Linked DNA regions of Homo sapiens: region 2 is linked to region 1. The links are chromatin contacts, found by Hi-C or POLR2A ChIA-PET in ENCODE. All regions are on one chromosome and are shown on one strand. Each heading gives the region's core, a stretch centred on a gene start or an enhancer-like site at or near the end of the contact. The rest is flanking DNA. Distances are from core to core; before and after follow the strand shown. Region 1 has its middle 15 kb from the start of ELOA. Region 2 holds the start of SLC9A1 (solute carrier family 9 member A1).

The links. Hi-C counts contacts between places; a loop is a spot of excess contacts on that map. ChIA-PET counts read pairs that join two places held with the same protein, here RNA polymerase II (POLR2A). Pooled maps may share reads with other maps.
Region 2: a pooled map shows a loop between it and region 1 (2.9-fold over the local background). The contact joins the promoter of SLC9A1 here to the enhancer-like site in region 1. A Hi-C loop is called at or near these places in 2 of 50 pooled maps. POLR2A ChIA-PET finds 5 or more read pairs at or near these places in 2 of 52 experiments (WTC11 and activated naive CD4-positive, alpha-beta T cell).

Annotation. Positions count from the first base shown.
Region 1 is chr1:23,725,490-23,730,785 of GRCh38, forward strand. No RefSeq gene overlaps it. Among named protein-coding and RNA genes, the nearest start is that of ELOA, 15 kb to the right of the region's middle. RefSeq lists an enhancer at 2,862-3,011. Within about 2 kb of position 1,987, at least 20 of the 41 ENCODE cell types and tissues checked have a DNase peak (open chromatin) inside an H3K27ac peak, as active enhancers do.
Region 2 is chr1:27,152,807-27,158,317 of GRCh38, forward strand. It overlaps SLC9A1 (solute carrier family 9 member A1), which reads right to left and starts at 2,319. Exons shown (of 12, transcript NM_003047.5): 1 at 1,177-2,319. The coding sequence starts at 1,528. LOC102723760 (a long non-coding RNA gene) reads left to right here and starts at 4,755. Exons shown (of 3, transcript XR_426674.4): 1 at 4,755-4,820. RefSeq lists a silencer at 2,039-2,268 and an enhancer at 3,214-3,713.

The sequences.
Region 1 (5,296 bases), core at 737-3,236:
GAGGACAACATAAATAAATATTTATTTATTTATTTATTTTGAGACGGAGTCTCGCTCTGTCGCCCAGGCTGGAGTGCAGTGGCATGATCTCAGCTCACTGCAGCCTCTGCCTCCTGAGTTCAAGTGATTCTCCTGCCTTAGCCTCCCGAGTAGTTGGGACTACAGGCACGTGCCACCACACCTGGCTAATTTTTATATTTTTAGTACAGACAGGGTTTCACCATGTTGGCTAGGCTGGTCTCCATCTCCTGACCTCATGATCTACCCGCCTCAGCCTCCCAAAGTGCTGGGATTACAGGTGTGAGCCACCACACCTGCCTTATTTATTTATTTATTTATTTACTTATTTATTTTGAGATGGAATCTTGCTCTGTCGCCTAGGCTGGAATGGCACGATCTCGGCTCACTGCAGCCTCCATCTCCCAGGTTCAAGCAATTCTCCCGCCTCAGCCTCCCAAGTAGCTGGGATTACAGGCACCTGCCATCACGCCTGGCTAATTTTTGTATTTTTAGTAGAGATGGGGTTTCCCCATGTTGGCCTGGCTGGTCTTGAACTCCTGATCTCAGGTGATCCGCCTGCCTTCACCTCCCAAAGTGCTGGGATTAGAGGCGTGAGCCACCGCACCTGGCCTAAAATTTTTTTTTTTGTAGAGACTGGGTCTCGCTCGCTTTGTTACCTGGGTTGGTCTTAAATTCCTGGGCTCAAGTGCTCCTCCCGTCTTGGCCTCCCAAAGTGTTGGGATAATAGGAATGATCCACCTTACCCTGCCTTAAATATTTATAAGTTAAATAAATTACAGTAAGTCTACAAAATGGAATAGCATGCTGATATGGAAGGTGCTCCACAGTGTATTATTAAGAGAAGGATAAGCGGGCCGGGCGCGCTGGCTCACACCTGTAATCCCAGCACTTTGGGAGGCCGAGGTGGGTGGATCACCTGAGGTCGGGAGTTCAAGACCAGCCTGACCAATATGGAGAAACCCCGTCTCTACTAAAAATAAAAAAATTAGCTGGGCGTGGTGGCGCATGCCTGTAATCCCAGCTACTCGGGATGCTGAAGCAGGAGAATTGCTTGAACCCAGGAGGCAGAGGTTGCGGTGATCGGAGATTGCACCGTTGCACTCCAGCCTGGGCAACAAGAGTGAAACTCCGTCTGAAAAAAAAAAAAAAAAAAGAGAAGGGTAAGCATGTTGCAGGATGGTATGTGGCATCCCATTGGGGTATTAAAAGCCACCATAGACAGTGCTTCTGTCTTGAAAAAAAGGCACTGAACTGGTAACAGTGGTGAACATGAAGAGGGAATTGGTGGGGTTGGTGAAGTGGGGACTCACTCTGCAGAAGCTACTAGAGGCAGGCAGCCACCTGCCTTGCGAGATTCAAGCTGTGTTGTAAGACTGCTGGATTCAAATCTCAGTTCTGCCTCCAATTAGCTGTGTGGCCTTTGACTAGTCATGAACCTTCTGTGCCATAGTTTCCTCACAAGTAAAATGGGCTTAGTAATTGTTTCTATCCCACAGGGTTGAAGTGAGAATCAAATTATTTAGCTCACGTGATACATTTAAGTGCTTAGCATATTAATATGCTTAATTAATATTAGCTAAGTCAGAAATTCTTGAGTTTCCATTCCTGTTTTGCCACCCATTGGGCAAATTTCTTAACTTCTTTATGCCTCAGTTTCCAATTGTGAATGAACAATGTTGATGATAGCATCAACCCTGTAGGGTTTTAAGGATTTGGGATAATAGGATGTCAGTATCTCACTGAAGAAACTGTCCCTGGCCGTAGTTCCTGGCTCCATTGCAGAGTTGGTAATACCAGTCTCTGAATTTTCTTCCTGAGAGTGGATCCCATTAAATCTCTAGCCAAGGAGGAGCGTACTTCTGTGCTTCTAGGGCTAGACAGAACGGAAGATGGTGCAGCAGCCCCAGCGTGGGAGGCCGGGGCTGTAGTGGGGATGTGGTGAAAGACGTAGGGCTCTCTCTGTTGCTCTCAGCTGCAGCCACGTGTTGCCCCATGGAGACTGGGCCAGGAGCTGCTGGATCTTACTGTTTCTCAAGAGAAGTTGTGAAATCTCCTCATTTTAAACTCTTGGCAATTATTTCATTTTTGTAAACATTGGGAGAGCAAACAAAACATGTCGGTAGGCTGTATTTAGCCCACAAGCTGCCAGTTTGCTATCTATGTTCTAGGCTTTCTGTGCTTGACTTAGCAAAATATTTACTAAGCGCCTGCTGTACCTGTAGCTCCTCAGTACCTGGTCATGTTTACTGTTCTGCCACCTCAGGCGTGCTGGCTCAGTCATCCTATCAGGTACTAAATCAGTTTAGTGGGCTTGAAATGGTGTTTCAATTCAAATTAAAATGCAATTTGCATTTCCCTGATTACTGCTGAGATTGAACATTTAAAAAAAATACATCTATAGAACTTTCTTCTCCCTCAGTAGAATTTTTGTTTTAAGTCTTCAGATCATCCTTTAGGTATGGAGAGATTTAGGGCTTCCCTAGTGAAATATTTCTTTTGAATAACATCACATCCACTAGCCTGGACTCTTGTTTAGGTTTGGGGCTGTCTGCACATCTCAGGAGGCCAAGCATCAAGCCCAGTACCGCCACAGAGGGGGGGTTCAATAAATATTTGAATGAATCTTTATTCCTATTTCAAGAGCGTATTTCTTCTTTATTCTCTAGTTCTTGGCACAAGTATTATTGATTTAGTTATCAGCGTATTCAACAATCACAACTCCCCACTTTGGTGAGGAAACACACTTTCTAGAGGTTTGCCTGTGTCCTGCCCCATTCAAACCAGGAAGTGAAAGGGGAATCTGCTGGCCTTAAGGGAACAATGATTCTTTTTTCTTTTCTTTCTTTCTTTCTTTCTTTTTTTTTTTTTTGAGATGGAGTCTTGCTCTGTTGCCTAGGCTAGAGTGCAGTGGGGCAATCTCAGCTCACTGCAATCTCCGCCTCCCAGGTTCAAGTAATTATCCTGCCTCAGCTTCCCGAGTAGCTGGAATTAGAGGTGCCTGTTACCACGCCCAGCTAATTTTTGTATTTTTAGTAGAGACGGGGTTTCACCATGTTGGCCAGGCTGGCCTCGAACTTCTGACCTCAGGTGATCCACCCACCTCAGCCTCCCAAAGTGCTGGGATGACAGGCGTGAGTCACCGCGCCCGGCCTACAGTGACTTCTCTAGAGAGTAGTTCCTTGAGGGCTGCAGAAGGTCATGCTAGTTTGAACATAGTGGTTCCATGTGGCTGGTTTTACATCTGTGCTCAGATGATTTGTTTTTTTTTTGTTTTTTTGTTTTTGTCTTCAAGGTAGAAGAACACTCTAGTCCCACAGGCCCTTTAATCAGTACCCACTGGGGAGTATTTGTGGATGTGTTTATCAGTTTCAGGGTGTCTTGACCAAGATTCAGGAGGGAGGGTATCCCCTATGAAGATGGCCTTTTTCTCTTGGCTCTCCTTCATGCACCCTTCTCAAGCCGTGCTTACATTTCCTCTAACACTGCAGGCTCCATTGGAACTCCAGCCCCTTTACACCTGCTGTCACCTCAACTGGAGTATCCTTCCACTCACTTATCATCTGGCAAATTCCTTCCTCCTCCTCCTTCAAGATCTAGGTCAGATGGTCCCTTTCTGAAACCTTCTGTGGCTCTCCCGGCAGAGTTAGGCCTCCCTTCTTTGTAGATATTCATTAACTCACATATTTGGTTAGCTACCAAAAAATCGTCCTTGCCCTAGAGGAGTTCATAGGCTAGTGGGGTAGACAAACCTAAACATTTAGACAGCCATGCTGACTGCATTAGGGAAGCACTGAGGAGGAGCACTTCACCTGCCTTGGGGGACAGATGACAGGGAAGGTTCCAGAAGGTGGGGACACCTGAATCCTAAGAGTGTGTGGGTATCCAGATAAGGAACTGGCTTGGGCAAAGGCACAGAGGCAACAAATAATGTTGCAGGTGCACAACAATGACAAGCAGTTGGTTTTGCTGGAACATAGGGGCCTGAAAATGTAGGACTTTCTATTATATTGACCCATATGAAACTGCTTTTTTTTTTTTGAGATCAAGTCTCACTCTGTCACCCAGGCTGGAGTGCAGTGGCATGATCTCAGCTCACTGCAACCTCCGCCTCCCAAGTTCAAGTGATTTTCCTGCCTCAGCCTCCCATCTAGCTGGGACTACAGGCATGCACCATCATGCCTAGCTAATTTTTGTATTTTTATTTTTATGGAGACGGAGTTTCACCATGTTGGCCAAGCTGGTCATGAACTCCTGACCTCAGATGACCCACCCGCCTCAGCCTCCCAAAGTGCTGGGATTACAGGTGTGAGCCACCGCGCTGGACCTAAAACTGCCATTTTTTTTTTTCCCCGAGACGGAGTTTTCACTCTTGTTGCCCAGGCTGAAGTGCAGTGGCATGATCTCAGCTCACTGCAACCTCCACCTCCCAGGTTCAAGCGATTCTCCTGCCTCAGCCTCCCAAGTAGCTGGGATTACAGGCACCCACCACACCTGGCTAATTTTGTATTTTTAGTAGAGACAGGGTTTCACCATGTTGGCCAGGCTGGTCTCGAACTCCTGTCCTCAGGTGATCCGCCTGCCTTAGCCTCCCAAAGTGCTGGGATTACAGGCGTGAGCCATCATGCCCGGCCATGAAACTGCCATTTTTTGTATATCAAAATAGATATCATCAATTTCATGTGGTTTCAAGCTAATATGTCACCCTAAGAGTTTTGGACTTTATATTGTTTCCCAAACTTCTGTTATTATTATTATTATTATTATTATTATTATTATTATTATTATTATTAGAGACAGGGTCTCACTCTTTCTCCCAGGGTGGAGTGCAGTGGTGCAATCAAGGCTCACTGCAGCCTCGAACTCCTGGGCCCAAGGGATCCTCCTGCTTCAGCCTCCTGAGTAGCTGAGCCTTCAGGTGCCACCATCATGCCCAGCTAACTTCTGTCATTTTTTATCCACCTTCATGATTTTTACCTTCTCTGAGTTCCTACCAACCTACTATGATCCACTTAATTTTTATTCAGAGAGACTCACTTCCTTTTCTTCTTCTTCTTCTTCTTTTTTTTTTTTTTCTGAGACAGAGTCTTGCTCTGTCCCCCAGGTTGGAGTGCCGTGGTACAATCTCAGCTCACTGTAACCTCCACCTCCTGGGTTCAAGAAATTCTCCTGCCTCAGCCTCCTGAGTAGCTCGGATTACAGGCATATGCCACCACACCCAGCTAATTTTTGTATTTTTAGTAGAGATGGGGTTTCACCATGTTGGCCAGGCTGGTCT
Region 2 (5,511 bases), core at 1,069-3,568, 3.4 Mb after region 1:
CAGCCCGGCAGCACCGCTCAGCTCCTGCATGTCCTTGGGAGAGCTGGAAGGTTTCCTGCCAAATTCCCAAACCCAAATCTCAGGCAGAGGGGACAGCAGAGTCCCAGGACCTCATGCCTTCCACAGCCAGCTGGGGGCAAGCTGAAAATGCAAAGGCAGTTGTCAAAGTCCCCCTGAACACCACTTTCAGGGACTTCTGGGCAATGTAGGCTCCAGTAAGCTCCCCCAATCACTCAGCAGAACAGAGTGCTCAGGCCTAGCAGGGAGACCAATACTCTGAGAGCAAATAAGTTGTCTGTTTCCTTCTCCCCAAAAGAAGGTTTCAAAGTCTCTTCAGGCCTGAACATCCCTAGGCTCCCCCATCTACCTCATCTACTTGATTGAGCAGCAGGCCAGACAGCACCCTGAGACACAGCCAGGCAGCGACCTGGGGGTGAGCTGGGGTCAGACCAAGCCTCAACCTCCTCTACTCTCCCTCCACTTCCAAAACAGACTTCAGAAATTTCCAGGGCCCCTTGTCCCACAGATTCTATAAAGTATGGCATTCCTGGGCCGGAAATTGACTCAGGGGCTCCTAACTAGCCTGGACAAGCAAAGCTGACAGATAACATTCTGGAGATGAAGGAAAGGTGGGAATATGGGGATCCCCTGTGTTCCACCACACTTGTAAGTTTCCTGTGCCCAGGTCTCCACTATGCTTAAACTCCTCAAGCAGGCCAAGTAGAAATATACTCCATCCTGGAACACGCTCCAGTGAAGCCTGTCATAAATTGCACTGGTTGCTGTTGACAGAGCAGAATGTGCCACTCGCCAGAAGACACTCCTTTCTGTCTCACACACAGCGGGGTGCCTGGCTCCCCTGGGGGTCTGGCCCAGCCAGAGGAGACTTGCCAGTCGTGGAAGCCTTACTGAAGGGACCTAGGATCAGAGGCATCCCATTCTCTAATCCTGCTCTCTTCTGTGCACAGTGCTGGCTCCAATCTTGGGAAGCCTCAGATCACAGATCAGAAGCCACAGAACTGGAGCCTGAGAAGGACCAAGGTGGCAGGATGGAGACTGCCTACTTTATGGGGGTAGTTCAGATCCTTACTCCTGGACAGCCTCAAATGGTGCGAGATGAGGCAAGAAGCTCACCAGTCTGGTGGCGGCCGCAGCATCGGAGCAAACGGGACTTACCTATCTTCATGAGGCAGGCCAGAAGGATCCAGAGGGAGATCTCGAAGGGGGTGCGCACGTGTGTGTAGTCGATGCCCAGGACTGGAAAGGCCTTGCGCGGCTTCATGCCATGATCAGTGACGGAATGATTAACAGGGCGGCTCTCTGGGGTGACCTCCGGTGGAGCGGTGGTGACATCCCCAATCGAGCGTTCTCGTGGTGGCTCTGAGCTTCGAATGGTGCTGGCAGTTGGGCTGAGCTGGAGGCCATGGCTCCTGAGAACAGGCAGCAGCCCCACCAAAGCAACCACCACGAGTAAGGAAGGGAAGATCCGATGTGGAGAGAGGCCACAGATGCCAGACCGCAGAACCATGGTGCTGCTTCCAGAGCCAGCCTCGACCTTACCCAAATGAGAGTAAAACCGGGCACATAGGTAGCAAAGGGTCAGCAAGTGGGAAGAGAGACTGGCGTAGTCTCTAGGAAAAGTTCATGTTTTAGAGAGGCATTTCCATGGAAGCAATTTTCTGGGGGTGGAGGGAGGCTGGGTTTGCAATCTGGAACTCCAAAGTGGGGAAAGGGGGCAAGGACCCAGGAACGACCACGAAAGGAGACCAAAAGGTCTGGAACTCCGGGCCTGGGAAGGGGGAGGACGGATGTGGGAAACTGAGCCCTAGGGATAGAGGAAGGGGCAGGATAGGGATAGTGCAAAGGAAAGGAAGAAGGAAGGCTGGGACCTTTGGCTGAGGAAAGTGACTGAGGAGCTGGGACTCTGGGCTGTGGGCTAAAGGAAGGGGTAGGGAGCCTGAGCTAAAGGAAGGGGACCGAAGGGGGTGAGAGCCAGTCCAGGAAAAGGAGAGAGGGGGCTGGGAGCCCAGGCTGAGAAGGAGTGAAACCGGGAAGCGGCCGGGAGCTTCTCCACCCAGAGAGGGGCAGGGGTCCAGGCGCGCCGGGCTGAGATTCCGGGGAAATGGAAAGAGGCGGAAGGCAGGCGGCCTGGCGGGAAGGCGCCTCGGCGCGGGCTGGGGGCGGCTCGCGGTGGGCCAGCAGCAACACGCCCCTCCTCGCGGCCCTGGCGCGACGCGGCGCTCCGCCCCGGCCCAGCTGCAGCTCCTCCTGGTCCAGCTCCAGAACTAACCCTAGCCCCGGCCCCGGCGGCAGCAGACTGAAGCCTAGCTGAGCCCGGCGCTGTCACTTATAGGCACCAGCGAGCAGCCGGTGCGGCGGGCTAGAGAGACCGTCGGCACCCGCCCAGCGCAGCGGCCCCTGTCGCCGAGGGAAAGAAGTATCGCGTAGGAAGAGGAAGGAGAGTCAGAGATGACAAAAAAAAAAAAAAAAAAAAGTCCTGAATATACAGAGAACCTCACTAACGCGAGTAAAATGCCGACTACTTACAAAACGATTTCACGTCCACATCTGCAGTCTCATAAGGGCTTTCGAATAATCCTGTGAAGAATGTATTATTAGTTTATGTATTTAGTTACCGTGTGACCTTGAGCAAGTTACTTAACCTGTTTCACAACTTTCTCATCTGTTAAGTAGAGACAGTAATAGTGACTATGTCAGAGGGATGATGTAATGACTGAGACAATCCGTGTAAACTATTTGGAATGCACCCTGGCACATTATTACAATTCCACTTTTACAGATGAGGAAACAGGTGAAGAGAGTCCCCTGGCTACTATGCAAGTAGTTGTATTGCTTACTAGGGCTGCCGTAACAAAGTATCACCCCAAACTGGGTGGCTGCAACAACAGAAATTGATTGTCTCACAGTTCTGGAGGCTGGAGGTCGGATCTAGGTGTTGGCAGGGTTGGTTTCAGCTGAGAGCTATGAGGGAGAATCTGTCCCATGCCTTTCTCCTACCTTCCAGTGGTTTGTTAGGACTATCTGGTATTCCATGGAGTTCTCCTGGTGTCTCTGTCTCTGCGTCCAGATTCCCCGCCCACACTTTATTTTTATTTTTATTTTTTTTGAGATAGAGTCTGGCTCTTGTTGCCCAGGCTGGAGTGCGGTGGCGCCATCTCAGCTCAATGCAACCTCTGCCTCCTGGATTCAAGCGATTCTCCTGCCTCAGCCTCCAGAGTAGCTGGGATTACTGGCACCCACCACCACGTCCAGCTAATTTTTGTATTTTTAGTAGAGATGGGGTTTCACCATGTTGGTCAGGCTGGTCTCGAACTCCTGACCTCAGGTGATCCACCCGCCTCGGCCTCCCAAAGTGCTGGGATTACAGGGGTAAGCCACAACCCCCAGCCAGATTTCCCCTTTTTATAAGGACACCAGTCATTGGATTAGAAATCCAACGTAATTACCTCATCTTAACCTGAACATCTTCAAAGACTGCATCCTAATTAGTCCATCTTCATAGGCACTGGGCATTAGGACTTCAACTTCTTTTGCCGGGACACAATTCAACCCACAACAGTGGCATGCTTTAAGTAGTGGAACTTAAATTTGAACCTATAGTTTGGTTGAAATTGGTGAGGTTCAAGGGATCATGGCTGTACAATGGAATCACTGGAAAGCTTTTTTAAAATACCATTGTCTAGGCCGGGCGTAGTGGCTGACGCCTGTAATCCCAGCACTTTGGGAGGCCGAGGCGGGCGGATCACGAGGTCAGGAGATCGAGACCACGGTGAAACCCGGTCTCTACTAAAAATACAAAAAATTAGCCGGGCGCAGTGGCGGGCGCCTGTAGTCCCAGCTACTCGGGAGGCTGAGGCAGGAGAATGGCGTGAACCCGGAAGGCGGAGCTTGCAGTGAGCGGAGATCGCGCCACAGCACTCCCGCCTGGGCGACAGAACGAGACTCCGTCTCAAAAAAAAAAAAAAAAAAAAAAAATTAGCCGGGCGTGGTGGCACATGCCTGTAATCCCAGCTAGTCAGGAGGCTGAGGCAAGAGAATCACTTGAACCCAGGAGGCGGAGGTTGCAGTAAGTCAAGATTGCACCACTGTACTCCAGCCTGGGCAACAGAGCGAGACTCTGTCTCAAAAAAAAATAAATAAATAAAAATAAATACCATTGTCTGATAAAATTAGCTGTGCTTGGTAGTCCTAGCTGCTTGGGAGGCTGAGGCAGGAGTATCATTTGAACCTAGGAGTTTGAGACTACAGTGAACTATGATCCACCACAGCACTCTAGCCTGGGCAACAAAGGGAGACCCTGTCAATCATAGTAATCATCATCATCATCATCTTTTGTAAAATATCATTTTCGGGGACCCACCGTCAGAGATTTAGATTCAATTACTTCAGGGTAGTGCCAAAGTATTTTTTTCAAAGGCTCTGATATACAACTAGGGTTGGGAGGTATAGAAATCACTGAAATGCTGTCCCTGTTTTGCAGAAGAGTACATTAAGGCCAAAACAGTCAAAGTGTCTAGCTCAAGGTCACATCACAAGTACTTGAGATTCAATTTAGTTTAACAAATGTTTACTGGGCCTCTTGACAGGGCTTTGTGCTGGGCTCTGGCAACACAGAGATAAGCCAGAGGGAGGAAGGAGGTGGTAGGAATTGGGAGGGGGCATAAAGTGGACATAATGAGGGCTTCTAGAATGCTGGTAATGTTCTATTTCTTTACTGGGTGATAGCTACAAAGGTTACAGCGACGTAGTTGTTTCGTGATAACTCACTGAAGACTCAAGATGTGTGCACCTTTTTCTAGGTATGCTATCCTTCCATGGAAAAATATATTAAAATAATAATAAGCTAGCAGCAGTGGCTCATGCCTGTAATCCCCGCAACTCAGGAGCCTGAGATGGGAGTATCAGTTGAGGCCAGGAGTTTAAGACCAACCTAGGCAACATAGGGAGACCCTGTCTTTAAAAAAAATAAGTAAAATAAAATAATAATATCCAGGTGCAGTGGCATGCACCTGTAGTCCCAGCTACTTGGGAGGCTGAGGCAGAAGAATCACTTGAACCCAGGAATTTGAGGCTGTAATGCACTATGATTGTGCTTGTGAAATAGCCACTGCACTCCAGCCTGGGAAACATAGTGAGACCCATCTCTAAAAATTAATTAGGCCAGGCACAGTGGTTCACGCCTGTAATTCCAGCACTGTGGGAGGCTGAGGCAGGCAGATCACTTGAGGTCAGGAGTTCAAGACCAGCCTGGCTAACATGGCAAAACCCTGTCTCTACCAAAAAATACAAAAATTAGCTGGGCGTGGTGGAGCATACCTATAGTCCCAGCTACTTGGGAGGCTGAGGTGGGAGAATCCCCTGAACCCAGGAGACGGAGGTTGCAGTGAGCTGAGATTGTGCCACTGCACTCCACCCTGGGTGACAGAGGGAGACTCTGTCTCAAAATAAATAAATGAATATAAAAATAAAATAATTAATAAAGTGATATGA